Regions from separate parts of the Homo sapiens genome. Here regions 1, 2, 3, 4, 6 and 7 are each linked to region 5. A link is an interaction called in ENCODE POLR2A ChIA-PET data of the cell type or tissue named here. Cell type or tissue: MCF 10A. All regions are shown on one strand. Each heading gives the region's core, and the rest is flanking DNA. Links, peaks and the distances in the headings are about the cores only. Region 1 has its middle 94 kb from the start of LINC02889. Region 2 holds the start of LOC105375171 (a long non-coding RNA gene). Region 3 overlaps LINC02889 (long intergenic non-protein coding RNA 2889). Region 4 overlaps LINC02889 (long intergenic non-protein coding RNA 2889). Region 5 overlaps AHR (aryl hydrocarbon receptor). Region 6 has its middle 88 kb from the start of LINC02889. Region 7 has its middle 41 kb from the start of LINC02889.

Region 1 (4,402 bases), core at 149-4,148, 350 kb after region 5:
CAATGCCACTAGAGCTTCCTCATACAAGTTATTCCCAGCAGCATTCCAGAAATCCATATTTGGAGCTCTAAGACACATTGTCTTACTAGCACAGAATTCTAGTTCCCATCTTAATCACTTCATTCATTTTGTCCTTTTCACCCGGAACGGTATGCCCCCCTACTTCACTCCCTATTCAGGTTCTAAGGAAATATTTGCCTTAAAGATTCACCTTAAGCTGTATCTGAAAGCTTTTATATACTTCAAGTGGTAAAGAGTTCTGCCCCCTCTTGTAATGGTCATATGACCATTACCAAATATCTGTTGATCAAACACAAAGCCTAAATCATAGAATAGTGAAATGAATAGTTTTAATCATCTTAATCAAATTAACGTGATTTCTCTATAGCTTCAATTAGTATCCAATGCCAGTCAATCAATATTCCTCCCCATTAGTATAACTCAGAGATTCTCAAAATTAGCTGCTTTTCAAAATCAACGATGAAGCTTATAGAAGAATGGATATCTGGACCCCTCCCTAAGACTGTGATTCAGGAATTCTGGAAAAAAATAATCTAGTTTCAAGTAGCTCCACAGGTGTTTCTGATATCCACCCGGGGCCAGGTCATAGTAGTTCCAGCTGAGTGCTTAGTAATTGACCCACAAGTGTGTCAGGCCATGAGGAGTCAAAGAAGCCATACTAACAACAAGAGATTTAGGGTGATCTGCAGATTAAACCACAAAGCAAAAAGTTTTCCTTTACATGCCAAATTCCGCAGCCCCTGCAGATCCAATAATTCATAATAATTTCTTTGTAGATACAGTTACAAACTGACAACTGGAGCCAGGGGTTCCCAGTTGTGACAGCACCCAGAATAATCTGGAAGCAAACATAGGTACACTGACCCACTGAACTGGAAACTCTGGGAATGGGAACTGGAGATCTACATTTTTCAAATCTCCAGGTGATTGCTTAAAGCAGAAAGGATTGGAAATCTCTTTTTAGGTCATTCCAAATTAGTACCTATATTCCCTCTAAGCTACTCAGATATTGTCTTTAAAGAACTGCCTGGTCAGTAAGTCTCAACCCAATTCCACTAGAGCTTCCTCATATGAGATCTTCCCAACAGCATTCCAGAAATCCACATTTGGAGCTCTAAGACATAAGGAAATGATAAAGGATTCCTATGAAAGAAGACAAAAACTTGGTTTGCGTTAGCTGATACTCTCATCTTTCCAATGGTCATCACAATAATTGCTTAACTAAGTCAGTGTTATGGCACGAGTGTTTGTATATTGTTCTAAAATCTTTCCATTGGCTGTGACTCTAGTGTATTAACCATTCTTCTTGCCTAGAGATAACCTAATATCTTTGCCATACAGAAGATGAAAAGCAGCTGAAACCTTTAGGCTTCTTTGTGTAAATATATTAGCTGGGGATTCATATCATGAACTATCCACTCTTTAAATACCCTTGGAAACTGTTTTGTCTCAATTGCAAAAATCACTATTATGAAGCATCACTTTTTATTATAACACAGTAGATAGTTTAATGTACAGCAACCAAGAAAAAAAAGGAATATGTTTGCCAGTTGGTATTTTGCCCTTATTATATAAAATTGGAAATGGAAAAGGCAGCCTTGATGAAAACACTGAAATTCCAGTAAGTAGGATTAGTCATACTTTTTGTGTTCCAGGGTTAGATTTCAAACGGCAAGTAAAAATTCCCTGAGCTACCAGTGGAGGCAAACACTCTCAAATTAAAATAAAAAGGACTACACATATTTACAAGAGCCAAAGCTAGAATGAGTAACGTTTGACATTTGGAAGGCTGGAATTGCAGCAAACAGCTCTCTCCCCGAGGAGAAACTTCTCACCAAATAGTTGGCTCATTGTGGTATCTAGCTTTCTTTGAAACAGCAAGCCTAAAATCTTCAGGGAGAAGGCAAATTAATGAAAACCACTTTGGCTTAACGCCTCACAGGCTGGGAACTGTTGTAATCAAGTCAAAAAGCACAGGCCAACTGAGTTTTAAATTATACACTGGTGGGAGAAACTGGAAAGACATCAATGATAACAGATTGTTTACAGGCCTGGGGCCCCTCTTGTAGCCTCACTCACTCAGTGAGTGTCTTGGGGCTTTTCACTTCCACCATTAATAAGATCTCTTTGCTTGGGAGGTAACACTTGGACATCCTTTGTTTTGTACATTAGGATAGCAGCCATATTAACAGCAGCAACATTTTTTCAACATAAACATAACAGCAAATAGGTAATAGGATGAGTCAAGGATCAAAACATGTGCACTGTCGGCCAGACACAGTAGCTCATGCCTGTAATCCCAGCACTTTGGGAGGCTGAGGTGAGCCGATCACGAGATCAGGATATCGAGACCATCCTGGCCAACATGGTGAAACTTCGTCTCTACTAAAAGTACAAAAATTAGCTGGACGTGGTGGTGGGCTCCTATAGTCCCAGCTACTCAGGAGGCTGAGGCAGGAGAATCGCTTGAACCCAGGAGGCAGAGGTTGCATTGCAGTGAGCTGAGATCGCGCCACTGTACTGCAGCCGGGCAACAGAGCGAGACTCCATCTAAAAAAAAAAAAGTGCACTGTCACCCACATAATTCACAGGGACAAAGAGACAGAGAGGCAGAGGGAGAAATAGGGCAGACTTTCAGAAGTCCTAAACATGAACTAAAATACTAAGGTTTATACATATTCTTTATATCTCATAATCTTTCAGAGTATGTAATCTTACTTTGATTATGTAACCATAATCTTTCAGAGCAGTGGAGTATAAAATAACTGTTGCAGATTATTAACTTTCTTTAAATGCCAATGGCAAAAGTTAGCGTTTACGAGTTTTTCTTCCAAACCATCTATGCACCTCAAATAATCTCTTTGGAAGCCATAACATCTCTTTACAGCTCACGTAGGAAATTCAACTTCTCCTAAACCCCTCCCATTCAGATGAGCGCTGGGTAAAAGCTCCTAGGAGGCCTTTGGCTAGGTCAGCTGCCTTGCCCTATTCTGCTCAGCTGGGTGGTGTTTGTGTCTTTCCACAAAATGGATAAAGACAAGAACCGATTGCCCACCCTATCTAACAGTCTCACAGCTTCAAGGAGTTTCCTGATGGCCCACTGCTCCTAACATGTTTCTCCTACCAAGTCAGTCTATGACAGTAGTTCAGCAAAGACCCTTTTATTACTTTATTGTGGCTGCTGTAACAAAGTATCACAAAATGGGTGGCTTAGACAACAGAAATTCATTGTATCACAGCGCTGTGGAGGCTAGAAGTCAGAGATAAGGCATTGGCGGAGTTAGTTCCTTCTGAGGGCTGTGAGAGAAGGATCTGTTGCAGTCCTCTCTCCCTGGCTTGGAGACAGTCATCTTCTCCTGGTGTCTCTTCACATTGCCTTTCCTCTATGCATATCTCTTTGTTCAAATTTCCCCCTGTTGATCAGACACCAGTCGTGACGGATTAGGGCCAGTCCTAATGACCCCATTTTAATTTGATTACCTCTGTAAAGACTTTGCCTTGAAATAAGGTCACATTTTGAAGGACTAGGGGTTAGGATTTCCATATATAAACTTCAGGGGTACCAAATTCAGGCCATAACAACCATCTATTCATTCTTATATGGTGAACACTGCTGACAACATTAAGGTCAATTTGCACTCTGAGAAGCAAGGATGCCAAACCCACTGGGCCATGTGTCAGCTCATGAATAGTTTGCAAGAAGCTACTATAATTCTCACAAACTAGTATCCTGTGATGCTAAGTGAAATTCATTACAATCAGGTCACCTATAAAACACTTTTCTTCTAAATGTATGTGTGGTTTACTGTACGATAATATGAAAGAGTCAAACTAAAACCACACCTGGTAATAATCTGTGAATACAGCAACTTTGGCTTTTTCTTCAATCATCCTCTGCCGAGGTATTTATCCAGTTTCATTCTCCATTTCATGCATTTAACAATGAGACAATAATATAGCCTTATCCACCCTGTATCATAGGTCATCAAATCCTCTGTCTTTCCTAGCCACCACAACCACAAATTCAACAACCAATAATATGCCTATGTCCTTAGTAACACTGTTTTCCTTAAAAAGAATTCCACCACCATCCTGCTAAAAGATCCCCAACCCAGTTCACAAAGGTTGTGTCACTGTGCTTCATCACCCTGATGACAATAAGGTTGAAATCTCCTCTTATAAACCCCTTGTCTTGAGGCATAACTCAATTGATCCTATGAGGAACAGGGATATACTCTTTGAATAGACTGTAAACCCAATCACAGAAAGTGTCTTCCTCTCCAAAGAAACTAGTTTGACCTAAAAACCCAAAGCCCACATAGATAGACCTACCATGTTCTGTTAGAAAAATAAATTCAACGGAAGTGTTCTAAGATTGCCA
Region 2 (4,402 bases), core at 141-4,140, 65 kb after region 5:
AATTACTCCATCTTTTTCAAAGGAAAAGTAACTTTCAAGGTCCCTCCATTATTTTATAGGAACAGAGGTGTGGTGGAGTCTGTGATTTGGCTTGCAAGTGTGATCTTGCAGTCTCTTGCTCTTTTCTATTTTGCATGTGTTTGTAAATTTTGGGCAACCAAATATTTTATTTAAAATATTAGGTTATATATAATGAAGCATTTTTGTATCCTCACATGTAGTCTAATATCCAAATATGTATGTTTTTCCAGCTTGGAGGTATAATTATTGAGGTATAATTAACAAGCAAAAATTATATATATTTAAAGTGTACAATGTGAGGTTTTGATATATGTGTGCAGTGGGAAATAATTACAGCATTCAAACTAAGGCAGTCTCTTGAATGCACCAAAAAAAGCAAAAGTACTATCTCCCGAAATCACTTGCCAGAGGTAGTTTTTGAAACAAGTTGAACTGTAGATCACATTTTATCTTTGTGAGCTGTCCTATAAGATCCTCCCACACCCAGCCTGTCTATATTCAGACAGTGTTTGCTAGAATGTAGCTGGACAACCTCTACTTCAACACTCGAGTGAGGTGGCCAGGGGCCAGGAGCAGTGGGCATGGCCCAGTACCCCTTGGCACTCCCAGGCAGAGCCCACTTCTGCAGACTGTGCTGGTTCTGAGTAATGGGTTAATTTATACACAATGTTCAGCCAAACATTGAGGCAGAGAATGCCAATGCAAAGAATTGGCCCAAGTGCCAACCAAGGGGCACACCCCTTCAGTAGGCTCAGTTTCGAGGTTGGAGGTGGAATTGCATAAGAATTCAGTTACTGTTTATTAACATAGCTCTGTGCACCTCTGGCATCTACTGGCCAGAGACCCTCTGGTTTTCACATTTACCCTCAGCAGGACAACCCAGACTGTATGGATTGTGTTTACACTGGAAAAAAAAAAAACATGATATTCCCTACAATGTGAGAAAAGAAGTTAGAGATCTTCTCATCTTCGCTCCTTCTTTATAGAAATGACAGTACTGAAGCTTAAGAGGTAAACCAACTTTCCCAATCCAGCATTGCTCGTCATAAACAAATCCCCACATATTTTGATAAGAATAAAATCCATTTTATTTGCAATCTCAAATATTAGGGCTTTATTACCATGGAATGAAGATCATTCCGGTACTTCTTGATCTTGAACATGTGTGGGAATCCCTGAAGAATCTTGTTACAATGCAGACTCTGATTCTGTAGGTCCGGGTAGGGCCTGAGATTCTGCACTGTTAACAAGCTCCCAGGTGGTGACCCAACTACTGGCCTACGCTTTTGAATATTGAGCATTTATAGGCAATGCCTTGCCTAGTGTGGGTGGACTTGAGCCTCCACAAGAAAGTATGTAGGGCTTTCCACTGTGAATACATTTCCTGGTATGGTGAGGAGTTCCCATCAAAGAATTCTTTTGCTATGCCTAAGAATAGCAAAAGAATAGAATTTCATGCAAGTGCTTTCTTCAGAAATAAAGTAAAACTGAGAAGATGGATCATTTAAATGTTTTGTATTTCTGTAAATGCACAAATCATATTTCTAAGTGTCCTTGGCAGAGGAACCTTATCATAGTTAAGAAAGTTTACATCTGCATCTCCCACTCAGTCTGAGCATGCTTTACTTCCTCTTAAGTAATAATCGACATTGCGAAATTGCAGCTAGGCAACTAGCAAAATGTTCACAGGGAACACAACTGCTAGCTTTCGCTCATAACAAGCTCCCTTCCCTAACCCATGTCATTCCCTACATGAGCTTATTCGTGGGTTTCGCAGCCTTGGCACTACTGATGTTTGGGGTCATTGTTGCAGGGGCTGTCCTGTGCACAGAAGGTTGTTTAGCAGCATCTCTGGACTCACCGCACTAGATGCTGGTAGCACTCCACCCCCAGTTGTGACAAACATAAATGTCTCCAAACATTGTCAAATGTCCCCTAGGAGACAAAATTTCCCTTGGTTGAGAATCACTCCTCTACAAAAATAATTTATACTATGTTGGAAAGGACAACTAGCTTAAAACATTGATTTATATAGTTTCAGATTGGAAAGAGAGCTTTACTGCATTTGGGGGTCACACACTGAGACAGAGTCTCACAGTCACCCAGGCAGTGGCACGATCATGGCTCACTGCAGCCTCGACCTTGTTTCTACAAAAAATAAACAGTTAGCTGGATGTGGTGGGGTACTCCTGTAGTCCCAGTTACTCAGGAGGCTGAGGTGGAAAGATCCCTTGGGCCCAGGAGGTCAAGGCTGCAGTGGAGTTGTGATCGTGCCACTGCACTCCTCCAGCCTGGGTGACAGAGGGATACCTAGTCTCAAAAAAAAAAAAAAAAAAAAAGTGTTTCCTATTCTTTACTCATGGCTTCTCAGCCATGTAGCTAAATTCTGGAACAGCTCATGTGTACAGTCAATGACAGTAAGTCCGCTTACAATACACTCCACATCACTTTGAGAGAGAATGTTTTACTAACATTTAACTGACAAAAAGAAGAGAGAAAGAGCAATTAATCAATCAGGTATTTGCCTAAATGCTGAACAAAAGTGATCTACTAAAATAACCACTTGTTCTTAGATCTGTTGTCTTGCTGTTAAGGGAACTCTGAAGTAAAACACATATTAAGTACTTCAAAATTCACTTCTTGTTCACAGATTCTCTAACATTGTTAAGATGTGACAGCCTGAAAACATGTCATGCAGACACTAGTTATTTACTGTACTAATATTAATAACTGGAGGCCCTGGCACAGGGCCAGAGTGAAGGGACCTTTTCTATCCTCTTTTTTACTGAAAGGGAGGAAAAGGCATTCTCTCAGTTCTAAGCTGGAGGTGGCATCCATCACCTGCCAATGAACAAGATCTGCTGCTACGCAGCTGCCAACACCCCTTCCATTCACACTCAGCTGATATTTATTGTACACCTACCATGTGCCAGATACTAATCTAGGCACCGCCACATAATTTATCTATTTTATTTTTACAATAACTCGGTACATTTGGGCACAAATGGAGAATCTAAGGAAAAGGGTTTGGCTAATAATGCCAAGCCTATTTTACAGCCCTTTGCGCTTAAAAAAATTTTTTAAGAGAATTTGAATGGATTTTAAGTATTCATTATGTTCATTACATTCATTACTTACTTCCTTGCTTGATTTCTTTATGCAATAGATGTCCTTGAAGAGTTTGGAAGCAAATTGCAGTTTTGTAAGTTGACTCACTTTTGAAATGTTTTAGTGTGGCTCCATGATATTTATGACTCATGCAGCAAATTTGCCTAAACAAAACAACCTTTAGTAAGATGACTAGCCACTCTATCTGATTTTTAATTCTGAATTTTAACTTAGTGGTTTCCTTATAGATGAACATATATAACATTTTCTCAAGTCATCAATAAAATCTAAGCCAACAGTAGTTTGCATTTTGACAGCAATGAAGTAAACTTAGATACTTGGTGTAGGAATAAATATTAACCCCAATAGTTCAACCAATCAAATGAAATGTACAGCTGTATGTCTTGAATGACGTCAATGTTTGTATTAGTTTCCTATGGCTACTGTGACAAATTACCATAAACTGAATGGTTTAAAACAATGAGAATTTTTTCTCTTATAGTTCTGGAAGTCAGAAATCCAAAATCAGTCTCCCTGGGCTACTGTCAAGGTGCTGGCAGGGCTGGTTCCTTCTGGGACGTGGGAAGAATCTCTTTTCTTGCCTCCATCAGCTTCTCAGGCCATCTGCATTCTGTGGCTCTTGACCTCATTCTCATGTCATCCCAACCTCTTGCCTCTATCTGCTGTGAGTCACTCTGATCTCCTGCCTCCCTCCTATAAAGACTCTTGTGATTACATTGGCCCAACCCAACAACCCAGGATAATCTCTCACCTCAAGATCTGTAACTTAATCACACGTGCAAAGTCTCTTTTACAAAGCAAGGTACCCATATTCACTGGTTCTGAGAATTAGGACTTGGCTGTCTTTAAGAGGCCATTATTCATCCTATGACAACACTGAAACAAAACTCAAACTAAACTTAGTAAAGGATTGGTACAGAGCCAACTAATTACCTAAATCAGTTTAAGTAATTAAGAAATAGACCTGGAAAAAATGCAGCGAGTGATGAATTTTAATCCAATCTGCCAATACAAATCTGGGACTTTCCATTTTTATAAGAAACGCAGCAGTGAGATGAAAATAATCCTTAAAACATCACTGAAAGGCCCTGTAATTATAACCTGCTCCCTGGAAATTAAAGGAAAACTAAAAGAAGTATCCAGAAAACCCCAAACTTGGCTGTACTTATCACAGACATTGGTAAGTAATAATACTATACAACATTCACTTTGGATTATTATCTAGAAAAATTGATTAGCTTGACTGAGGCCA
Region 3 (4,402 bases), core at 223-4,222, 190 kb after region 5:
CCCAAATCTCAATAATGGCAAGGCTGAGAAACCTAACTCCAAAGTTAGAATATGGACATTTGAGAGAGATGTTTCCATCCGTAATTCTCTTGCCTCAACTCACACCACCACAGTATTTGTCTAATGTGTCTTTCTCTTTAGCTACACACTCAACTCTCTTATGAACCTCGAAACTTCATTTAAGTGGGTTCTCTAAAGAAAACAATATAGTATGCTTCCCTATTCTTATGAGTCTGGTGCCTAGGAAGAAAGATGACTGAAATAAACTCCAGGAAGGAATCCCCAGTGCCACTTAAGAACCAACTGAGTTCGAAAAGATACTTAATCTCTTTGAGCCTGAACATAATAAGACAGTGGATCTTGCAAGGGTGTTGGGATTAAACAATATCTATCTGTGTCTGATCCAGTGCTTGTTGAAATAGGTGCTCAATAAATGCTATTAATACTTAATATCAATCGACTCCAAAGTGTATTGTACATCATAATTAACCTGAGGATATTGTTAGAATTCACATGCTCAGGCCCCATCCCCAGAGGTTCTGATTTTCTATGCCAGGAATGTTTGTCTAGCATCTGCATTTTGTAGAAGACACCAGGTGGTTCTGATCTACCTAATCCATGGATCACATAGGACAAACGCTGTTGCCCAGGGGTTGGCACTGAACTTCCCCAAATATTCTGAAACAGACACACTGGTTCCTTAACCTCCAGAAAGGTGGCAACACTGGGACATTCTTTCTTGCCTCCCTTTTCTCTAGAATCTAAGTTTCAGGATAATTAATCTGATGAGTTATTTTTCCCAACATGATGCCCTCCTCTCTCTCTGTTAGCTACAGACTCATGGATGTTTTTATCTCTTATTCTGAAAAGAAAATTTGGCCAAATGAGCCAGCAGATAACAACTTGGGAAAGAGGAACTGATATATGCTGACTTACCCTTGGAGAGTATCACGGTGTCAAAAAAAAAAAAAAAAAAATCTGGCTTTAGTGTCAAACAGACTGGAGTTTCTATCTGAGCCCTGCCCTTTGCTTACCCTCTGAGCCTCAGCATTCTTAGGTGTAAAATGGCAATGCAAACACCTATTTCCTCCACTAGCAGGTGTTCTCAATTAACTGCTCTGCATGGGTTGGTCATTCTGGGATTAGTTCCTCTTGTATATGGCCAACAATACAAGTTACATATCCATTCTTCCTTTTTTGCTACCAGAATTCCAGCATTTAGTGAAGGGAGGGAGACAGCAATGTACCCAGTTTAAAAAAACAACATCCTTCATCCTTATTTGCAGCTAGGAATGGCCATATGACATAATTCTGACCAAGAAGACCCAAGATGAATTCAGCTGAGGGTTTCTAGGAAAGTAGTCTTTTCTGTCCCCTTCTTGTTGCTTTCTCCTTTTCTTCCTCCTCTTATTATTATTCCTCTTTCCACTATTGGAATGTGTGAGGCTAGGGGTGGCGTGGCCAAATTGCATCTGTGATGACGAAGGTCCATGCTAAGGATGATGGAACAAGAAGCCTGAGTCCTTGGTAGGGTCCGTAAAGCAGCTGTATCAGCCTTATACTGTCCACCCCTAGACTTGATGCTACTTGACAAAAATAAGCCTCTGTTTAAGCCACTGTTATTGGGTTTCGGAATACATACGACAAAACATAATCTCTAACCAAACTACTGCCCCTGGAACAGAAGTGCTTCATCCCAGCCAGAAGATCACTGGCACTGGCAACATCCAGCCTTTCTAGGTTAAGCCTCTTGTTTTTGTAGCTCTCCTCTTTGCTTGGACTTTTCTAACTTGGATCTGCCCCCTGGAATACTGTGCTGCAAACTGGTTTATTGGGTGATTTTTTTCTACCTGCTGTTTGCCCTAAAAATCTTTGCTCTATTTTTCTTTCTGAACTCACTTATCTTCCTGGTTCTGATGTCATTTTTCTGCCAGAACGAAATGGGTATGTCCCTATAAGGAAGGTCTTCAGAGCTGAGATTAGGGCATGCAGTGAATTGCAAAGGAGTAAAATTTAAGGAGGCACTCACTCGCAGGTCGCAAGTGAAGGGTTGGTGTGTTAAGAAGTTGAGTAAGTACCTACTTAAATTGCCTCACAAGCCTCATCCTATTTGCCCTAGACTGACTGTCCTTTCCCTCTACACCTGTCCAGGCTTGTCCCCACTACCGCCTTCAAGTTCAGTGCCTTTCCAACTGAAGTTTTTTACTACTATCTTTTTGTGAAATCTCTATGATGGATACAGTGTTTATTTAATGTTATGCAATAGAATTGAAAATACCAGAAAGCATCCGACATAGAATACATATCATTACTTTTGTTTCAGCTATACAGATAAGTATGAGGTGTACAAGTGCATTACTAGGTAAAATGTAATACTCTAAATTATAGTTCAATAATTTTTTTCAATTCTTTTTCCTGGCCTATCCTCCGCCTCCATCCAGGTGTCTCACCTTCTACTCACCATACAAGCTATCTACTAAATTTCACCTGAAAACTTAGCTTACATAAGCTTATATAACATTTAGCATATATTAGCTACAATGAGCTTATGTATGTGCTGCTATGTAATGTCCCCAGCCCCCCAAAGTCTAATGTTGTTCAAAATTATGGATTCCTTCATAAAGGTATGGACCAATGTATCACGAGTACTTAACAGCTTATCTTTACTGTTTATATTATAAAAGATTGTTCACCTTCTTATGACAATTAATATTTCCACATGTATTCCTTTGAAGAAGTGGACTTGATAATTTTAGAGTTTTGCTATCACAGTGTAGGTCAAGCCTGTATTTTTATGTTAGGAGCTTTTGGGAACATCAACCTAGATTTTCAAAATTTTCTCTCTGAAAGAGCCACACCTCAAATCTTCTAACGCTTGAGGTTTCTCAGCTCTGCTAGAAAACATAAAAGGTATCTGAAATTCTTAGAAGGACTCAAAGTAACAGGAACCTTGATTTCTACCGTTTAGATTGGCGCTAAAATCTTCACAAGGGCTTATTAGGGCTTACGTTATCTATTCCATTTGAGAAGCTAAGCATCACACAAAGCCAATAAAAAACCTAGGAGACATCTACTGTAATTCTATGTAACGTATGAAACAAATGAAATGTATTATCTGAAGGATACAGACCTTAAGACTACAACCAAGATGAGGAAGAAAAAGTGTATGTAATTGAAAATGCAGCAAATATATCAGAGTTACCCAAATAGCTGATAGAAGGTAAAGTACATCATTGCAAGATGTGGCCTAATTGAGCTAATTTATCACTTTTGCACCTTGGCATACCAAAGGCAATTATGTCCACACAAGTACCAAGGACAAGAAGATGCAAAAATTAAGAGAACATTTTTAAAATTTGGATTTCTGATGCTCGAAGCCCTAATTAAAGTGTTGTCCACTCCCTAAGTAACAAATGCTTGCTGTACCTGGCATATTTTAGGCTCTCAGTGAATGTGTGTAGAAGCAATGAATAAATATTTGAACAAGGATATGTAAATTCAGATACATTTCTCCTTTATTTTTTAAATTTTAGAGACAGGGTGGTCTTGCTATGTTGCCCAGGCTGGTCTTGAACTCCTGGCCTCAAGCAATCCTCCCACTTCAGCCTTTCAAAGTGCTGGGATTATAGGGGTGAGTTACCGCACCTGGCCCAGATACATGTTTGATCCTTCATATATAGCAAGCTACCAACAACAATTTCTGGATTTAAAAATCTAAAAGTATTCATAAGAGTATCTTTTCCATTCATTTGCAATCATATTGGAATTCAGGAGAGTCAGGTTCATATATTTTTTATTCATTTATATTATTCCATTAAAATGCTATCGGTAACTAATTGCTCTGTAGAAAGTAATTGCATTTGAAGCCATTTGTAAAATAAGTCTTTCATCTTTCAAGCAACAATTTGTTTTGCCAAGAATAAAACTCTTAAACACAAACACATTACAAATGGACTTTAATTATGTTCCAAATGTGATTTCTTTGCTTATGTTATTTCTATGTTCTGCATTTGTATGTAACTTGTACTTTACGTTGTTTCTCTTCTTTGTTCTCATGTTAGAGAATTTGAAAATGTGGATGATACAAAAATCATTATCATAGTGTTCAGTGGCCTGGTACACCTACGACCCCCAAATTTAATTCAACATTTATCCAGCATGTACTAATTGCTCTGCACGCACATTAATTGGGAACCTATGGTATTCTAGATGCTTCACGACATAAATTTATTAGATGCCTCCTATTGGCCAAGGTTCAGAGCTGAACTACATGCTGTTCCTACCCACACAAGGTTCACACTAATTAATCTACCATCATATATAACATGTGAAACAAAATGATTGGCTATTTTACTGCTGTTTCCCAGCTTCCAGTTGAATATTTAGACAGTTCATCTTGAGA
Region 4 (4,402 bases), core at 277-4,276, 220 kb after region 5:
TGAGTTTTAGCTTTGGAAACATCTCCTTGGATAAATGGAGTTTAATAATCGGAACTCTATGTAATATATCAAGAGACCCAAAACAAACACACAGAACATTTGATTAGCTCAACAGCTGCTAAAAATCATTTTGATAAAAGTCAGCCCCATTTCTGATTTAAAATTTTTGTTAGCATCAGGATGAAAAAGGATGTTATTTATATGCAAAAACATTAATCTACCTAAAACAGCTATTTGCTTGCTTAAGAGAGGAACTGTTAGGCAGCCCATACATTAAAATCTGGAATAGACAAAGGATGCTCATAATCCCAGTATTTTGAATTTTTCTAGGATTTTCAACTATTATCAAAATATAAAGGAAAAAGAATTTTGCTAGTCTACCTAGAAAATTCAAGATAATCAATTGAAAAGTTATTAGACTACATAAGAAATTTCAGTAAATCAGATAGACACCAGATAAAATCAAAAGAGCAATCACTCTTTGGCATGTCAGCAATAGCTGGTTAAAATATAAGATAGAACAAAAATAGTAGACAAGGACGACAAATATATAGAAATAGTCTTTTTAAACAAATGAGCAAGAACCATGAACGTCCTTTCTGAGTTATTCATTTAAACAACATGAACAAATGGTGAAATTTTCCCTGTTCATGGATGAGGAAATCGACTATTATTAAATGTTAGATCTTTTCAAATTTATAATTGTGAAGCAATTACACCAAAATGTCAAGGGGGCTTCTTTTGAAATATTTCTAGATTTAATGTGAAAGAATAAATGATGAAGAGTTAAGAGCATTTTGAAAAGGAAGAGTAATGGGAGAAGAGAGTTTAGCACTACGAAATATTAACATGTTATGAAGCTCTAACGAGGTGAAGAGCACGGTACTGTCAAATACGTAAGAATCAAGAAAGTAATAAATGAGGCCTTCCAAATGAATGAGAAGGAGATTTGTTTGAGAAACAGTTCCGAACAATTCCAAAATAATGATAGTAAAATGTAAAAAAACACCAAATATTATAACATAAAAAATAAAATTAAATAAGCAAATTTGTCACTCACAGAAGAAAAAGAAAAGCATAATAAGCTCAAAAACAAAGGAACAGATTACTAGATTTAAAGATCTAAAATTTTTTATTTCTGCCCATCGTAAAACCTCAGAAACCTAAATAGTAAAAACAAGCTGGATAAAATATATACAAGATAATTCAACTAAGAGCATGAACTGAACATTCAGAAAAATAAAAATACATATGGCTAACACAAATAATGTTCACCTTTAATAATCAAAGATATAGTAAAATTTAAAGAAAATGGCATACTTTTAGTTCTTTAAAATAGTTAACATTTTAAATGATAGGCCTAGCCAATAATACATTCTTTGTTCTTATGTTTTCTCAGGTTGATTTGGAAGTTAACCATTCAGTAAAACTGAGCTGCCAAGTTGTAACGAAAGCAAGTCTCGTACAAAATTCTCCCACACTTACAGTTATATAAACATTCATTAACAAGCAGGCAAAAAACAACCTGTACTGTAGTTTCACTGAAATGCCAGCATTGTCCTTTTAAGTGATCAGCCGCCCCACCAACATAAAAAAATAACTGAAACCAATTATGACAGCCTTCCAGAAGCAGGGCCTAGTACCCTGATAGTTAGCTCCAGACAACTTGAAAAATTCATAAATCAATGGGTGGCCACAGGACCATTTAGGGATCAAGCCTTGGGCACTATTTTAAGGGTATGGTAAGGCCTCACTGGTTTCTTATTCCATTGGCATATAAATATGCAGAATGTCTCTAACATGTTTTTAAAGAAATCATTTCTCCTGAAAACTTAAAATTTTGCCAAGCAGTGAAATTATCCTAATTTATAAGTCACCCACTTCACCAATACAAGCAAATTTCTGCTCAATCTGCTAATTTCCATACGGATTGCTAATTGAAACACAAAAAACAGAAGCACTTCTGTTAGCCTCCTGTGGAATATGGACTTCCTGATCAGAACTCCAGCTGGCTTTCTTTGGACTTCTGTACTATTGATTAGCACTTGGGTAATTGCTTAACCTAAAGAGATCTGCATAACCTATATAAAGGGAGTTATAAACATTGAATACCAGATGTTTACTCTTCTTCCACATGATTCCTCTTCTTACCCTTGTATTTTCTATGCATTCTGTATTTCTATGGAGATGACTGGAAGTTCCGCACAGTTCTGGCTCTATTCACAGTTCAGGTTACATTCAGCTTAGGTCCATCAACACTTATTTTGGTAAATCACAGCAAATGTCAAATTCTTCAAACCAAAAGAAAATCCCCAGTCTGTACAGAGTGATAATTATTTCTTTTTATGAAAATTTCTTACATACTCTGCTGAAAAAGATTATCCTATTTTTATGTTTTTGATGGTAGTCTAGTGTTTCATAATCTCAAACTTATTTCAACAGCCTTACCTCATTGCTCCCAGAGCCAAACAAGGTCAATGAGTAGTCGTTGGCAAGATACTCTGCATTGTTTACAATGCCGCAGCTATTTGCAATGATACCTGCCCATGTCGCCATCAACCTCAGGCTGCCTGCATCTTTGCCAGCAGCCGTCAGTGGAGAGAGGAACTAGTACTTCAAAGGTCTCAGTACGGCTCATAAAAGAGCAGGGGGTTGACCCAAGCCAAGATGAAGATTGTATATTTGTCAGTTATGTTTGACTATTTTGACAAGCTAATCCATAGAAACTCAAGATAACTGAGAGGAAGTCTACATTTAATAGCCCCAGAGAAGGCTACAGATAAATGTAAAAGAAAACTAAAGATCTCCAGGGGAAAATACTTAGTATCTCCTCCCCATCGTAGAAGAAAAAAGGGAAACAAGCCAATAGTACCACTTATGATTTAAAGAACTGACCACATATAACAAAAATGTTAAATATCCAGGGAACAAAAGTGAAAAACTGAAGGAGGGAAAGAAACCAAGCATTCAAAAGAGATGATGAGTAAGGCGGTGACAAGCTAAAGGCACTGCAAGTCTGGGGCACACTGAGTGTGAGAAGAAACTCTGAAGGGTTTAACAGGAAACCAGGATTTCCAGGAAACTAGAAGCCAGTTGAAAATTGATGCACATTTCAAGCCATTTCAAACAAGAAAAGGGCGAAATTAAATATGGGTTCAAAGGACAATTATACATCCAAAGGCCACTGCCCCAACAACTTGGAAATCCTTATACACCTAGATGAGAGTTCTTTTGCAATTCCTAGATACTAAAATGTTATCCACCCCAGTAGCCAGTACCTGGCTGCAGAGAACGTGAAGCTATTATCAGATTTTATGCTTATACCCAACCTGTTTCAAAAACAATATAAGGTTCCCTACAACAATAAAATATTGCAACATGAGAAGAGAAATAATTCAGGCAAAAAGACAAGGCAGAGCTTATGAAACGAAGCCAAGAAAAAATAACACACAAATCTTTACCAAAACATCTGATAACAGTAGTTCCCAATGTTTTTTAGTATGAGGTCACTTTTTCTAAAATCAGAAATTTTCATAGATCACCCTCAAATGACAATATGCCCCCCACAGCCATGATACCCAACAATTCTATTTACACAAGTAGACATTGATGAAAAATGCAATAAGCTACAATAAATTCAGTTATGTGAAATTGTATTTTATGAATCAGAAGTGTACCGATATGAATAGTAATAAATACGTAAATATTATTTTATTTCATAACAATATTGGAGATCCTTATCAATTCATGGATCTCTGCAAAAACCCTAATGCCCTGATTTAGCCATTCTATTTGTTTTCTAAAAATCTTTGCATCCTGTGTCTTCACAAATACAATGGAAGTTTTAACGGAAATTCAACAGGGAATAAAATGTGCCATTAAGACCTATTTTACAAACTACCACCAAAAGAACTTTTGCTTGGGGTCTGTGGAAAAGGCCCTTTATGTCTTCAATTATCAGTTTCATTATCTTCACAAATAGACAGCCCCCTGCCCAAACCTCCACAGGTACACAGTGACACCCAATTTCATTTAGGTACAGTCATGTGACTGTTAGTCAATGAGATGTACACAGAAATGGGGTGAGCAAATCTCCACAAAGCAAGCGCTGTGTGCTTTGCCTCCACTTTTCTTGCTGGGTAGAATGCAGACAATACTGACAAGGATCATACCCTTGGGCAGCAGAGGAAAATAGCTGGATGGAACCTGGGACTTTGTGAATTAATGGAAATTCTTTATTAAAATTCTGACTATTGAAGTTCTTTTTAGAATAGAACAAACTGTTTTTAAGCCATTCTTAATTTTGTATTTTTGCTGTCACATGCTTTCAGATAGTAATTTCTAGTTAATACTGTCTCTTAACTATCAAAAGTGTTCAGTTCTAATATTCAGTCTTCACTAC
Region 5 (4,402 bases), core at 222-4,221:
ACAACAGTACCTTTCTACTTTTATGCTTCTTTTAAAATTGATATTTTGCTAGTGGCTTAATATGACAAAAGATGACTGTTTATTAGCACTTATTCTGATACAAGCTTGCCCAGTTCTTTACATCATTTTCTTCATTTTTATAATAGTACTAAAGAAAGGTAGTATTATTTAAGTTTATAGATAGGGAACTGAGATTCAAATTCAGAGTTGCTCAGATAATGAGAAAGAGTTTGGATATTGGATCCCAGGTCTTTTTGCTTCAAAGCTTGTGTTCTTACTGACTTGTGTTCGTACTGTCCAGGTGAACAGATTCAGTGATGCATACAGTACAGCCATATCCTAGGGATTTTCACTGTTTCTTCTCAGATAGTGTTATGGCTGAAATAAATTATTTGTCATTTCCCATACATAATTTGTACTTGCTCATCCCCATACTTGTGTTTTTACGTCCTTTCCTCTTAGAGTCTTTTCTCCTGTCTTATTGATTTGCTACCCACCTCCCTTCCTCTTTAAAACATTGTTTTTAAAGGCTGCATAATACTCTGTTGTACTAATATTCTATAATTTTTTTAACTGTTTTTCTTTTGGGAGGAAATTTTATTCCCAACCATTTAATACTTTAATATTTCAGAGAATACCCTTGGGACGTGTAAATTTTAATGCAAATTTATTTTTTTAGGAAAAAATTCCTGTAAGGGAATTTTGGGATAGAAAAGTATGTGTTGTTTTAAGGTTGAACCAAATCGTACACTCCAAGAGATAGTATCAAATTAAGAAAAATTTACTAATTACATTCCATCATCAATCTGGGGATGTGACTATATCTTTGCATTTTTGCTTAAAAAATATTATTGTCAATTTCATAGGCAAAAGTGTGGTTGGTAATTAAAGTTATATGTTGGGATCATGGTTATGTATAGGAGAAGCACTTGTATTTGCAGATTTTCTACTTAGGGTGTCCTTTACGTATTCATTTGTTTTGTCTTACATTTTTCAGTCATCTTTTAGTTTGTTCTTTTTACTTCTTTCTATTGAAATATTGTTTTAAAATGTATTCCTATTAAATAATACTGGCAGATTTTAAAAGTCAATTATATATGTGGCACATCTTAAGTATAGCATGTGAGGCCTTATCTTTTGATGTCTTACTGTGGTAGTTAGGGATTTTAGTGCTGTCTTGTCTCACTTTAACCTTTTTCACCTTCCTGCATCCTCCCAATATATTTTATCACAATTTTGGATTATATACACATTAGTGTTGTATTATTTTTGACTGTATATTGTTTACTGTTTAGCTAAGTAATATACTGTGATTATATTTGCCTTCCTGTTCTATGCTATTATTGATTTCTTTTCTACCATCTTCCTGTTTATTAGCATCTGGGTTTAGCTGTCACTTAGGTTCATCGGAGACAGAGTTTGTGTTTCTGGCTCCTGCTTTTCTTGTTTTGGTGTGGTTTTCTGGAAGAGAAGGGTAGTTGCAGAAAGCTAGATATTCTGCCGTCACAGAAACAGAAGTGTCTTGCCTGTATTTAAGACCCGATTTAGATGCCACATCTCCATGAACTCTTTTGCAGCACCTGTGTTACTGAGCAATATATTATGCTTGATTTTGCCATGTTATAAAATATATTTCCTCCTAGTAGGAAAAAGAATGTCTTTAAAGATAGGACTATTATTTGTCTTTGAAACTACCAGAGCTTCCCAGTACAGTACCATGCACTTAGTACATATTTGAGATGTACTAATTTAACAATTAACTACCACTTAAAATTTTTTTGGTAATGTTTTAGTGATTCTGGTAAGGCAGATACATTTTATGCGGGTTCGAGGGGGAATAAAAATGTGTGTTTGCGTAGAAGAAGGGGGAGGGGAAACAATGAGTTTTCCAGGATTATGGAACTAGTAGTGGTTTCTAGGCCATATTTCATTTTCCTGATCTTCCCTGCTAATGTCTTGTGCTAGAAACTATGCTGTTTATATCTCATCATCTCTCCTCAGGTATAGCAAACAAAAGGGAAAGGAAAGAACTCATCACAATTATAGGGCAGCAGCAGGAGGGTGGCAGAAGACTTCTGACTCATTAAAAGTGGCTTCCAGCCAGAATTCTCAGAAGTTTTTGTAGATGTTTTTGACTCATATAGGGAAATAAAATATCCAGCTGTGTTCAGCCTGACAATGAAGTTGGGGTCTATTTGTGCTATGTGTCACCTCCATTACATTAAGCACATAGTTTATGATTGTAAATATTTGAAATTTATATTCAGAGATAAATACGGATGCACTGAAGCTGGGGGAAGGAAATGAAGAATGAATGGGGTTAAGAGTTGGGCTTTATTGGGTGTAGGTAGTATGGTAGGGGGATTTTATTGAGGAATACTTCAGATTTCCTAGCTGTTAGATGGAGAGTAGCACCATAGTGCTGAGAAGCGGGTGCCCAACTCCAGGGGAATGTTGAATGGAAGGGCACAGGGTCAGGTACAGGGACTGGAAATAAAGATAAACAAGTTATGGGTAAGTAGACCAACGCAGTAAGAGTAGATTAAATCACCCCGAGGAAAAATCCGATAGAGCAAACTCAGTACTGTGAGAGGCAATCTCTTGTTAAAAAACGTCACTTTGATCTCATAGGATTACTGAAACCATATCTTTGCATGTCATTTTGAGGTTTTATAATGAATATTATATAAAACAGTTATATTTATGAGTAAACTTGGTTAATTTTTTCAGCTTTGCTTCAAACACTGGCTACAAATGATGAACCTCATAGACTTTTTTGATGGAGATGTTAAAAAGGCTTTCAAGATAGCATTCAGACTGGCATTGGGCATACTGTTGGGCCTGTTACCACCAGCAGTTAAAGCTTGCAGGGCTTCTAAACAGAAGCATGGCATGCAGTCAGCTGGAGTCTTGATTTCATAACAATTTTACAGATTGGGACAAGATTTTTGAGGTAAAGGTTTCAAAAAATAATAAGTTACTCCTTTGCCTGACCAACATCATACGGTCTATTTCAGGAGATGTTTGAACTCCAGAGCTCCCAAATCCAATCTTACAGGGATGTTTATTTATATTTCAAACAGGCTTTTCCTTAAATAATGGTTAGCAGTGTCCTTTCTTAAAGATTCGAAGACAATACAAAAGTAAAAATATTAGCGTAATCCAAGTCAAGTGCAGTTAATGTAAGATTACTCTATTTTTAATTGTTCTGTATATCTTCAAGATGTATGGATAGATATTAAATATTTTAACAAAATCTGTACATTTCTCACAAAATCAGTGAAAAAGTGGGTCAAATGCATTACCTTTGTTAGCTTTAACAATCTGACATTTTAAAAGCTTCAAATCCAGTACATCTGAATTGTTAAGTTCTGAGGGTACTTCTTAGCCCTGACCTTAATTCCTCTGTGTATTTGACTTTCTTCCTCTGTGTATTTGACTTTCTTCTATGACCTCCAAAATATTCTACCCTGGTTTTTTTCCGTCTATCATTTCTTCTCTGTGTCTATGCCTCTTCCATAGCCCTATACCTAAATGTTGGTATTACTGAGGTCTATCCTCAAGCCACTTTTTTCCTTTTCTGGTACAGCTCTCATTAGGAAATGTAGTTGTTCTTCTGAGCTACAAATCGCAGAACCATTTGCAACCTCTCCTCACTCAATGGTTTCCTCTTCCTTACTTCCTATAGTGAGTTAGTTTAGTTCAGTGAACATTTGAGTCTGGCTTAAATCTCTCTTCAAGCCAGTCCTTTCTTAACCTCACTGTCACTGCCTTTGGTCAGGTTGTGATCATTCCTTTTCTTGGCACTTTTGGTCAGCAAACATTAATTGAGAATCCACTCTATTATGCTGGGCATTAAGGATACAAAAATGATTTAAGCTTACATAGAAATAAGGGTGTTAGGCAAACAAGTATAAGCAATTATGTTACTTGACAATGGAAATTTGCTCTCATGTTAAATATTTTGTAAGACACATAGTAATGCATTAGAAATGTAGACAATTTTGCATTATGAAAAGCAAGCCTCAGAATCTAGTGTGAGGCTGAATATTGCAAAGAGCCAGCACAAGACAGGCAGCAGTACCACATGGAGGGATACCTTTATGTTACTATTAGTTCTCCCTGTGTCATAGCATGTTGCCTTGTTTCAGCGTTTGTGTCACTCTCTTCTCTCCAGTGTTTCATAATCATTACTGGAAAGCCACCAAGAGTGCAGGACTGGATTGTGTACACACTTTCTATTTCTGTGAAGTTGTTTGTATGGAATATTCCTTAATGGAATCATTATATTAGACATTTGTATAAGAAGTCAAATGGGGCAGAGTTGCTAATCCATTGTGAGGTAGGTCAGGGAGGACTTCATGAAAGTGATCTACTTGAGCGGGGACTTGAAACCAATGGG
Region 6 (4,402 bases), core at 181-4,180, 340 kb after region 5:
CACCATGTTGTAAGGTCTCCCTGGCCACATAGAACTGTAAGTCCATTAAATCTCCTTCTTTTGTAAATTACCCAGTCTTGGGTATGTCTTTTTTTTTTTTTTTTTTTCTAAGACAGAGTCTCGCTCTGTCGCCCAGGCTGGATGGAGTGCAGCGGAACGATCTCTGCTCACTGCAAGCTCCGCCTCCCAGGTTCATGCCATTCTCCTGCCTCAGCCTCCCGAGTAGCTGGGACTACAGGCACCCGCCACCACGCCTGGCTAATTTTTTGTATTTTTAGTAGAGACAGGGTTTCACCGTGTTAGCCAGGATGGTCTCGATCTCCTGACCTTGTGATCCACTCGCCTCAGCCTCTGGGTATGTCTTTATCAGCAGCATGAAAACAGGCTAATACCCATAGCCTATAATTAAAAATTATTTTTAAAATGCAGAGCAGTAACTTTCATCTGGTAAGATCAATATCGATAGTTTGTCAGTTACTTGAAAAAGCTGAACAAAGTAGAGGAGTTTTAAAATCAAATATTGTAATTTAAAACCTGAAAATAAACATGAATTTACCAATCTTTTAATGTAGAGGGTCTCCTTTTATTGAGTGCACATTATCTGATTAGAAATCCATATCATCTTTCCTGAATAACCCACATCCACAAGGCGTTCTCTCCAAATCCCCACTTCCCTTGCAAGAACCCAGAAATAATTTTGCAGAAATTTTAGAATACAGGCCTTCAAGATTTTCAGTTTCCCCTCCAACCTCTTATATTTGTTTCATCCACATCCAAATTTAATAGCAAGTCTAGTAACTTCTCTTTATCAAGTCTTTCTAAGCATTATATATAATTAGTTTTCAGAGAAATAAAAATCCCCTTTTATTTTGCAGTCATATTTCACGGTTCACATAATATTGCAATTACCCACTTTAATTCAATGGCAAGTATAGGTGGCATAAACAGGATTGGGACAAACTCACCTGACCCTTGGCAGGCACACAATTCTATTGGGAAAGCAAAACTGTGGGGATCCTGCTAGCTTACTTTCAGGATGATACAGACATCAGATAGTATAAGAAAAAAAAATTGGTTAATATGTTGAGTCAGTTAAGTGGAGATACTCAGTTGGAATATCCAAATCCATATCCAAGTCCATATCTTTTACTATTTCCTCACACTTTCATCCTTCCATCTTTGATATAGTTTTCCTCTTTTACCTGATCCCTGCAGTTTTTTAAAAGTAGTTGATTTCCAAACACATTGTATTAACATTTTCTAAGCAATTTGCATTTCAGTTAATGTTATACAATACAAAGTATATTTCTGGCTTTAAAAGAGGGCTTCATCAAAGGAGTTTATTTTTAAAATCTAATCAAGCAATGTAAAAATCGTTAAGTGAGAAACAAGCTCTTACAATATTGATGAGTAAAAGAATAAGATCTTCATAGGTAACCAACATATATCACCACATATATACATGGAAACAAAGGCGAATTTAGGTTGACTTTCATTTACATTTATAGTAAATAAGACAATGTATCGTGACCTTCCCTGGGAATAAATGTTTTTTTCACTTGAAATTGATATCCATGAAATCAGTTAGGCAGTTCCAATATAATTCGCCTTTCCGTTTTAGATAAGGACCAGATGTGCTCTATTGGGACACATGTTTTCATGTCCATTTGTATTTTCCCTTCAGGACTAAGGGTGTGGAGTCTAGAATTAGTGAGGCTCTCTGATTTGAAACTGCACCTCCCTCACTTACTACATTATATGTCTAAGCAACAGTCTCCTCCCCATGGCTCTTCTGTCCCATGCAGAACACAGTCATGCCTTGTGCTAAGCTGGTAGCCCCAGGTAGAGTAGCCCAGGAAATGCTTGGGTGAAAAGCTGTTACTCTTGTTCTCTAACTTATATTGCAGAAAAGCAGTGCTCCCACATTATAAAAGGACAGGCAAGAATCCCAGGAATCTCTTTACCTCTTCATAACAAATCCCACTCTGATGAGACTAGAATCAATTAACTCCAGTGCCTAATACACACATCACTACTATATGCAACAATTCTATTCACTATTCTAGAAAAGCCTTGCTAAACAAATCTGCCTTACAATGACATCTGCTGGGAGTTTCTGGCACTGGATTTTTTTTTTTTTAAGACCAATATCTGAGGTTAAAAAACACGGCTCAAGAGAAAGAGAATTTAACTGTGTCAAGAATCAATCTCTCAAGTTATCTTTCAAACTAGGGACTATATCGCTTAAAAAATAAAGAAAATATACCTCAGGTGAATTCATAATAAATATCAGATGCTGAGCTATGAAACTGAACCCAAAACATGAATTAACATTCGAATGCAGTGTTATCCAGCTTTTAAACATTCCATCTAGCAAGAAAAGGACAGAATATATGACATTCTTCTTGGATATGCTTATACTTCAGAGAATTTCTCAATGCCGAAAATCTGTCATTTTTTTCAAAAATATCAAAGTATTTATTGAGCTTGATTATTCTTCATATTTAAGGGACTACTGCTGTAAGTTTACGTTAGAAATCTTTAAGGGCTGGTGAAGAGCATTTTCCTTCTAACCCCAAGTTTGAATTCCAGTTGAGGATGTGGCCAAGGTATGGTGTTAGAAGGACCATGGGAGTGAATCTTCCAGCAACTGATTGACATATCCAGTGGTTCTGCCTTCAAAAAGGGATGATGGCTGGGTGCACTGGCTCACACCTGTAATCCCAGCATTTTGGGAGGCCAAGCTGGGTGGATCACCTGAGGTCAGGACTTCAAGACTAGCCTGGCCAACATGGTGGAAGCCCGTCTCTACTAAAAATACAAAAATTAGCTGGGTATGGTGGCAGGCACCTGTAATCCCAGCTGCTTGGGAGGCTGAGGCAGAACAATCACTTGAACCCAGGAGGTGGAGGTTGCAGTGAGCCAAGATTGCACCATTGCACTCCAGCCTGGCGACAAGAGCAAAACTCCATCTCAAAAAAAAAAAAGGATGATCATGCTGAAATTAAGATGATGCCTAATATTTCTCTGTCAAAGTAACCTAAGCTATAAAAGAAAATCTCCTAACATTCTCTCCCCTGTGAAGCGGCAGACACCTAAACGAAGGAGGAGTTAAGTTATGGGAGTTCACCGATGAATTAGAAAGGCAAAAGGAATTATAACATGAACAAGTTATAATTCTACTTAATTGCACCCACTAAGACATATTAACATGAGATGCAATTAACCTAAGTATTAGCACAAAGTCCAATCTCCAGCTACCACTTAGCCAAAAAATTTTTGTAACTGAATAGAAGTGTTCATTGTTCATTAAGGAAATTTATATTGGCATTATTGTATTTGACAGCATGATGGACAAATTACATTTCTCTTGCTATTGTTCATAGTAATAATTGAGGCCATTCTTTAACCTTTGATTAGATAATGATTAAGAAATTCTTGAGATTATGTTTGTCAGAACATAAAACTGGAGATAATCTAAATATCAATAGGAGAATGGGTTTAAAAAAACTGTAGTATATTGATACAATGGAATATTAAAGGTTAAAATAAATGAACTAGAACTTCAAAAAGAAAAGAAAAATATTATGAGCTTAATAACATTGCAATCTCTCTGAATTTCCTAAGAGAACAAAAAAAACAATTACAGAGAAATTGGACTGGTGTCCTGAGAAAAAGCCCATAGACTGTTAAAAAAAATTAAGCCATCATATAGCTCTTTACTTCAGCCATAAGAGCCAGCACCCCAAATCTGTGCTGTTCAGATCTGTCCACCTTTCAATTTCATTTTCATGTTTAAGGACATGAAGCAACACAATATTGAATCTAATAAAGTGTGAAGGCTGTGCTTTGCGGCAAGGCAGGAGTTATTCCCACAAAACTGACATAGGGTCAAAAAGCATAAAGAGTTGGTATATATTCTATAATTCCCCATCTTTTTCCTCATAAATGGAGGTTATTTTGAGGCATGGCTCTACAAGAGCAAAGGCTATGTCCAGCTCTGTTCAGTGCTATTTTCCCAGTGCCTGCTGGTGAATGTTTATAGAACTGCTTTCCTACTTGTAAGCTATTTTACAACCTTGACACCTGATATATCCACATCTTAAAGCAGATCTTTCCACATCTTTTCTGACTCTCATTGTTCCCTATTCTGCTCCACCCCAGATCCCAGATTCCAGGAGTCCACCTCAGCTAGTCTGAGTCTCCCTTACATTGCTCTGGCGGCAGAGAGAGTCCTCTGATTTTTACAGAGGCCATCTGCTGCCTTGGACCAAAGACCTCTGCTCACTTGAGTCCTCTGGCATCAAGACTCTGGGAGTGAGAGAAGGGAGAGTAGAAACAACTGGAGCCATCAGATGGAAGGTAAAGCATGTAAAGGAGCATCTAAGGAAATATTTGCCCA
Region 7 (4,402 bases), core at 180-4,179, 300 kb after region 5:
ACATACAAACATCACTTTCATAAAATTCCTGTCTTTACCATCATCTTCTTAAAGTTACCCATCTAAGTGTCAACTCCCAGCTCCACCCAAGCTTTTTAAAGAGGTATCTACACATCCTTTCTTTGCTTTTTTATCATACAGTCTTTAATCTAAATTACTCTTGATCATGGTTATTTCCCAAAGATGGCCCAAAACAATTATGCTGGTTCTTGTATAAGCAGACTGCTCCTCAATTCAAACAGTAAAGTTTATTACCTCTGCCCTTGACTCGGGTCTGAACCTGTGACTATTTTGGTCAATAAAATACATTGGAAGGGCTGCTATATACCTTGACCTGGCAGCTTCTGCTTTTCTTGGAGTGCTCCAGGAAGCAGCACTCTATCTCAGAAACTAGCCACCATGCTCTGAGAACCCACGCTACATGGAGTGACCATGCATAGGTGCTCACCCATCTCAGGGCCTATGTGTCATCTATTTACTCTTCCAAAGAGACTCGTCTGTTTTCCTGCTCTACATCTCAGTAGTTCCACTCATCCTTCAAATCTGAAATTAAATATTATTTTGTAAGAGATGGCTTGATTTGAAATACTCCAACTCAAATCAAGTACCAGTATTGTAATTTGTCATCAAACATTATATTTCTAATCCATAGTATTTATCAAAATTTGTAATGGATATTGTATTTGTATTTTATATCTGTCTCCCCTAACAAACATAATCTTCATGTTTATGTTGTTCACCATCATGATAGGCAGCTTTTCACATGGCTCCCAGTGATCCACAAATCCTGGTATTCATACTCTTGTATCATACTCTCCATTTGAGCATGGGCTGGACCTAGTGACTCACCTGAAATAAATATGTCAAAAGTGATGGAATATCATTTCCATAATTAGGTTGTAAAAGACTGTGAGTTGTGTCTTGCTAGCTGACTCTATTAGCTTCTCAAGTTGCATGCTTTGACAAAGCAAGCTGCCAAGTTGAAAGGATGCAAATGGCAAATAATTGAGGGCAATCACTGCCCAACAGCCATCAACAAAGTAAATCCTGCCAACAATTATGTATGTGAGTTTGGAGGCAGATTTTTCCTCAGTTAAGCCCAGTGGACCCCTTAATTTTAACCTGTGAAATAGTGGTCCCAAGTAAGCCATGCTCAGATTTATGGCCCATGGATACTATGAGATAGTAAAGAAGTGATGTTTTAAGCCACTAAGTTTTAGGGTAATTTGGTAGGCAGCAATATAATCATTGTGTCTCCAATACAAAAAAAAAATAAATTTTATTGTCATGTTTAGAGCTATTCTAAGCACTTCATATGTATTTATTCATTTAATCATGACAACAACCTCAGGAGATAAACACAATTATTTTCCTATTTACATATGAGGAAAGTGAAGCAGAAAGGTTAACTGCCAAAGTTCACTCAGCTAAGTAAGGATTAGAGTGAGTGCTCAGATTAGATATTTTAATACATAATCATTAATTCATTCATTTAGCAAATGAACGAATAAATGAATAACCCTATTGCTCTGAAAAGCAAGAGAATAAATATTTCAGGGACTACTAAAACACTTTTAGCACTTAAAAAAATTCAGTGAAATTAATCAATGCCCATGTAATGGACTCTCAGTGTGTGTTAGTACTTTGTGGCCCTGTTGTTGGCATAAAATAGCTGCTCCCTTAATCCAATATGCACTGTAAATATTACGTGTACTTTATGCTATCTACAGGTCGGTTTAGGAAATCACGCAGAAGAATCTGGTCATTAGCCAGGATGTATGGCACGAGATTTATGGCTGAGACAGGTGAATCTGACCATTTTATTCGACATAAATTACCAGCTTCAGCTGTAAGCAAACCACTTATCTATGTTGAATAGCTAATGGACAGTTTATAGGATATCTTCTTGTTTCCCATTCTGTGCTGTGCTATGTAATGCCAGCACCTTCACACCAGCAAGTTGGATCATGTGGTTCATATCGGATGACTTCCTTGCTATGATTTAGGTGTGGTTTCCAAATAATATAGTTCCAGAATATGGCTTGACTCCAAAGACTGAGACCAGCCTGATCACACATCTTTACCATATCCCTTATTAGAAGCAAAAATGAACCCTCAACAGTGATCATTTCAAAAGTTTGATTTGAATAAAAGAGAAATGGGTGGGACTAAATTCTTCAACACTAATCCTATTTTACCTCCCGGGATTCTGTGGGTGTTTGGGCAGTAATGTAATAACAAATATGCTGATATGTGTCTGAAAAGAATGTTACATGACCATGAGTCATTATGCCCATTGCTTCAAGGCTGTTTAGGTAGCTGGCAGGAAGTAGTATGTGTCTCCAGAGCATAAAATTGGCCGCAAAGTAGGTAGGGCCTATGAAAATACTGATGTAATGTAAACATTGTATTTCTAAACTATTTACAAGGTCATCCCTACCCTACATGAGAGGTCAGCTCTACCACTAAGAGGTCCCACATGGACTTCTACAATATTCTTTGGGTTTTGGCACTTTTGCAGCACAGCTCACTTCTGAAGTGTGTGGGAAAGGCCGAATAAAGTCATCAAAAGAACCCTTGATTTAGAGTTCATCTGTGGGATTTTCATTCAAGTCAGTTCACTTGGCTATAGTTTACTCAAAAATGAAAATAATCTTAGACCACCTTTTTTTTTAGGATTAGCCTCCTTTCCACAGCTTGATAGAATTCCCAGTGATGATAAACTATCTCTTTCTGATATCTCTCAGGGGCAATTTCACTCTGAGAGACAACATTAGCATATCACCCCATGGTCACCTAAACTTGCCCAGAGATTTTTCAATATCTACACCTCTCTTCTAATTTACATCCTAGTAACTTCAAACTGTGTGGAAAATAAAAAGTAGCATCTCCTCTCCAAAAGTTTGGGGACCGCTACCCTTAATAAGAAAGCATATAGGGAAGGAATGGCAATCACTTATGTATAAATCAGTTAACCTGATTATCCACCTTCTACAACACTCCTAAGACAATGTGTTTATTCTTACTTATAGTGAGACTGCTTTAAATTAAGAAAGGGGCCCTGCAGTAGCAGTTAATATTTATTAAACATTAATTTAATCCTCACAATAACCTGGAAGTAACGGATTTTACAAATGGGGGTTCTCAAATACAAAGAAGTAACTTTCCGAAGATCACGTGGCTCACATTGATAGAGTGATTGAACCACCTTAAACCAGAGACTTAGCCACACCTGAATCTAACTCAAGGAAACATCTCATTCTTCAGCATGACAGGCCAGGTCAGGATTGAGAGGCTAAAGTTTAAATCAGGTCCTCAGCTTCCTTTCTTAGCATGTTTTTCCCACCTCAGCCATCCAGTCCTTTCCCACACTCCAATAAGTCTGTTTTCCAGAAAACACAAGTTACCAGTCAGGATATGTTAAGATAAATCATTGCTTTGCCTCCCCTGAGGATATTTGCATTTAAAACACCTTGCTCTATTTTTCAACCTAAAAGTTTCTCAGCAAGTTGCCATTAAAGAAATTTTAGACATCTATCAGCAAATGTGGAGGAAAGAATGGGCCAGAAATGTGTAATTAAGGCAGAATTTTCCTTCATGCTTCAGAAAGCACACCACATGGAGCTACCAATCCGCTCATAATTTCTTGTCCAGAGATTCCTACCTTGCTGCTAAATGAGGAATAGAAATTGCATCCAAGTCTGTTAAAGTCAGCTTTCGTCCTTTGGGGTTTTTTCCCCAAGTTGGTGGATGGGGGGCTTTTAGCATTCCTCAGCCACTTGGAAATAGAAAGACAGTGCACACATATCAACTTTGTGAACTTTAATTCAGGAAGGAAAAAGGAAATCTACCAGAAACATGAAGGACACTACCTCCTGAGGAGGAGAATATAGGCAAATGGCCCCTATATAGGTACAGCTGATAAAATTGACTGAAGCCCTAGTATGTGAGAGAGGCAGAGAGCCTCCCTCTATGACTCACCTTTCCCCTAAGGATCTGAGCAACCCAGGCCAGGGAGAGCATTTTGTTTCTCCTAAGCTCTGGAGCTAAAATGGGGAGAAGCTTGGACATACTGTGAGAGAAAGACATTGGGAAAAGCTGTAGACATTTTCCCAGGCCAGAACCAAGAGGAGAATGTCATTTTTATTCTGAGTGCATACAAAATCAGCCATTCTTCGGTAACACAGCATCATGGCTGCACAGGCATTTTACTCTTGGGCCAGAGATTGCAGCACCTGCTCTGAAGCAGGGTAGGGGCCTCCACAGCTAGGACTGTGGAAAGTACCTCAGGAGTAGATCCTGGAATTGTGCTCTCCCCCATCACAGGTGTGGAGTGGGAGGAGAGCTGCTACCACTGCAGTTTTTTGGGGTGATGAGATTTGCAGCCAGGGCCACCTTGGTA

Evidence for each region. ChIA-PET counts read pairs that join two places held together with the same protein. Peaks named below come from ENCODE experiments on the same cell type or tissue, not always from the same donor. Only the 100,000 strongest peaks of a DNase experiment are listed, where the experiment ranks them.
Region 1: POLR2A ChIA-PET joins it to region 5 with 11 read pairs; 5 of 35 experiments call an interaction of 5 or more read pairs at or near these places.
Region 2: POLR2A ChIA-PET joins it to region 5 with 34 read pairs; 3 of 35 experiments call an interaction of 5 or more read pairs at or near these places.
Region 3: POLR2A ChIA-PET joins it to region 5 with 10 read pairs; 5 of 35 experiments call an interaction of 5 or more read pairs at or near these places.
Region 4: POLR2A ChIA-PET joins it to region 5 with 20 read pairs; 5 of 35 experiments call an interaction of 5 or more read pairs at or near these places.
Region 6: POLR2A ChIA-PET joins it to region 5 with 16 read pairs; 4 of 35 experiments call an interaction of 5 or more read pairs at or near these places.
Region 7: POLR2A ChIA-PET joins it to region 5 with 22 read pairs; 4 of 35 experiments call an interaction of 5 or more read pairs at or near these places.

What each region holds. Positions count from the first base shown.
Region 1 is chr7:17,650,306-17,654,707 of GRCh38, forward strand. No RefSeq gene overlaps it. Among named protein-coding and RNA genes, the nearest start is that of LINC02889, 94 kb to the left of the region's middle. In MCF 10A, for the core only: a CTCF peak has its summit at 1,747; a DNase peak (open chromatin) is centred at 1,756.
Region 2 is chr7:17,368,558-17,372,959 of GRCh38, forward strand. It overlaps LOC105375171 (a long non-coding RNA gene), which reads right to left and starts at 3,289. Exons shown (of 4, transcript XR_927074.3): 1 at 3,160-3,289. RefSeq lists an enhancer at 2,903-4,102. In MCF 10A, for the core only: no CTCF peak of the experiment used is centred there; DNase peaks (open chromatin) are centred at 744, 1,674, 3,254 and 3,814.
Region 3 is chr7:17,488,087-17,492,488 of GRCh38, forward strand. The region is part of intron 1 of LINC02889 (long intergenic non-protein coding RNA 2889); the gene reads right to left. Among named protein-coding and RNA genes, the nearest start is that of LINC02889, 69 kb to the right of the region's middle. In MCF 10A, for the core only: no CTCF peak of the experiment used is centred there; a DNase peak (open chromatin) is centred at 2,125.
Region 4 is chr7:17,521,985-17,526,386 of GRCh38, forward strand. All of the region lies in intron 1 of LINC02889 (long intergenic non-protein coding RNA 2889), which reads right to left. Among named protein-coding and RNA genes, the nearest start is that of LINC02889, 35 kb to the right of the region's middle. In MCF 10A, for the core only: no CTCF peak of the experiment used is centred there; a DNase peak (open chromatin) is centred at 2,527.
Region 5 is chr7:17,303,070-17,307,471 of GRCh38, forward strand. All of the region lies in intron 1 of AHR (aryl hydrocarbon receptor), which reads left to right. Among named protein-coding and RNA genes, the nearest start is that of AHR, 6.6 kb to the left of the region's middle. In MCF 10A, for the core only: no CTCF peak of the experiment used is centred there; DNase peaks (open chromatin) are centred at 2,102 and 4,182.
Region 6 is chr7:17,644,720-17,649,121 of GRCh38, forward strand. No RefSeq gene overlaps it. Among named protein-coding and RNA genes, the nearest start is that of LINC02889, 88 kb to the left of the region's middle. In MCF 10A, for the core only: a CTCF peak has its summit at 2,086 (motif pointing left); no DNase peak of the experiment used is centred there.
Region 7 is chr7:17,598,135-17,602,536 of GRCh38, forward strand. No RefSeq gene overlaps it. Among named protein-coding and RNA genes, the nearest start is that of LINC02889, 41 kb to the left of the region's middle. RefSeq lists an enhancer at 724-1,225. In MCF 10A, for the core only: no CTCF peak of the experiment used is centred there; a DNase peak (open chromatin) is centred at 2,327.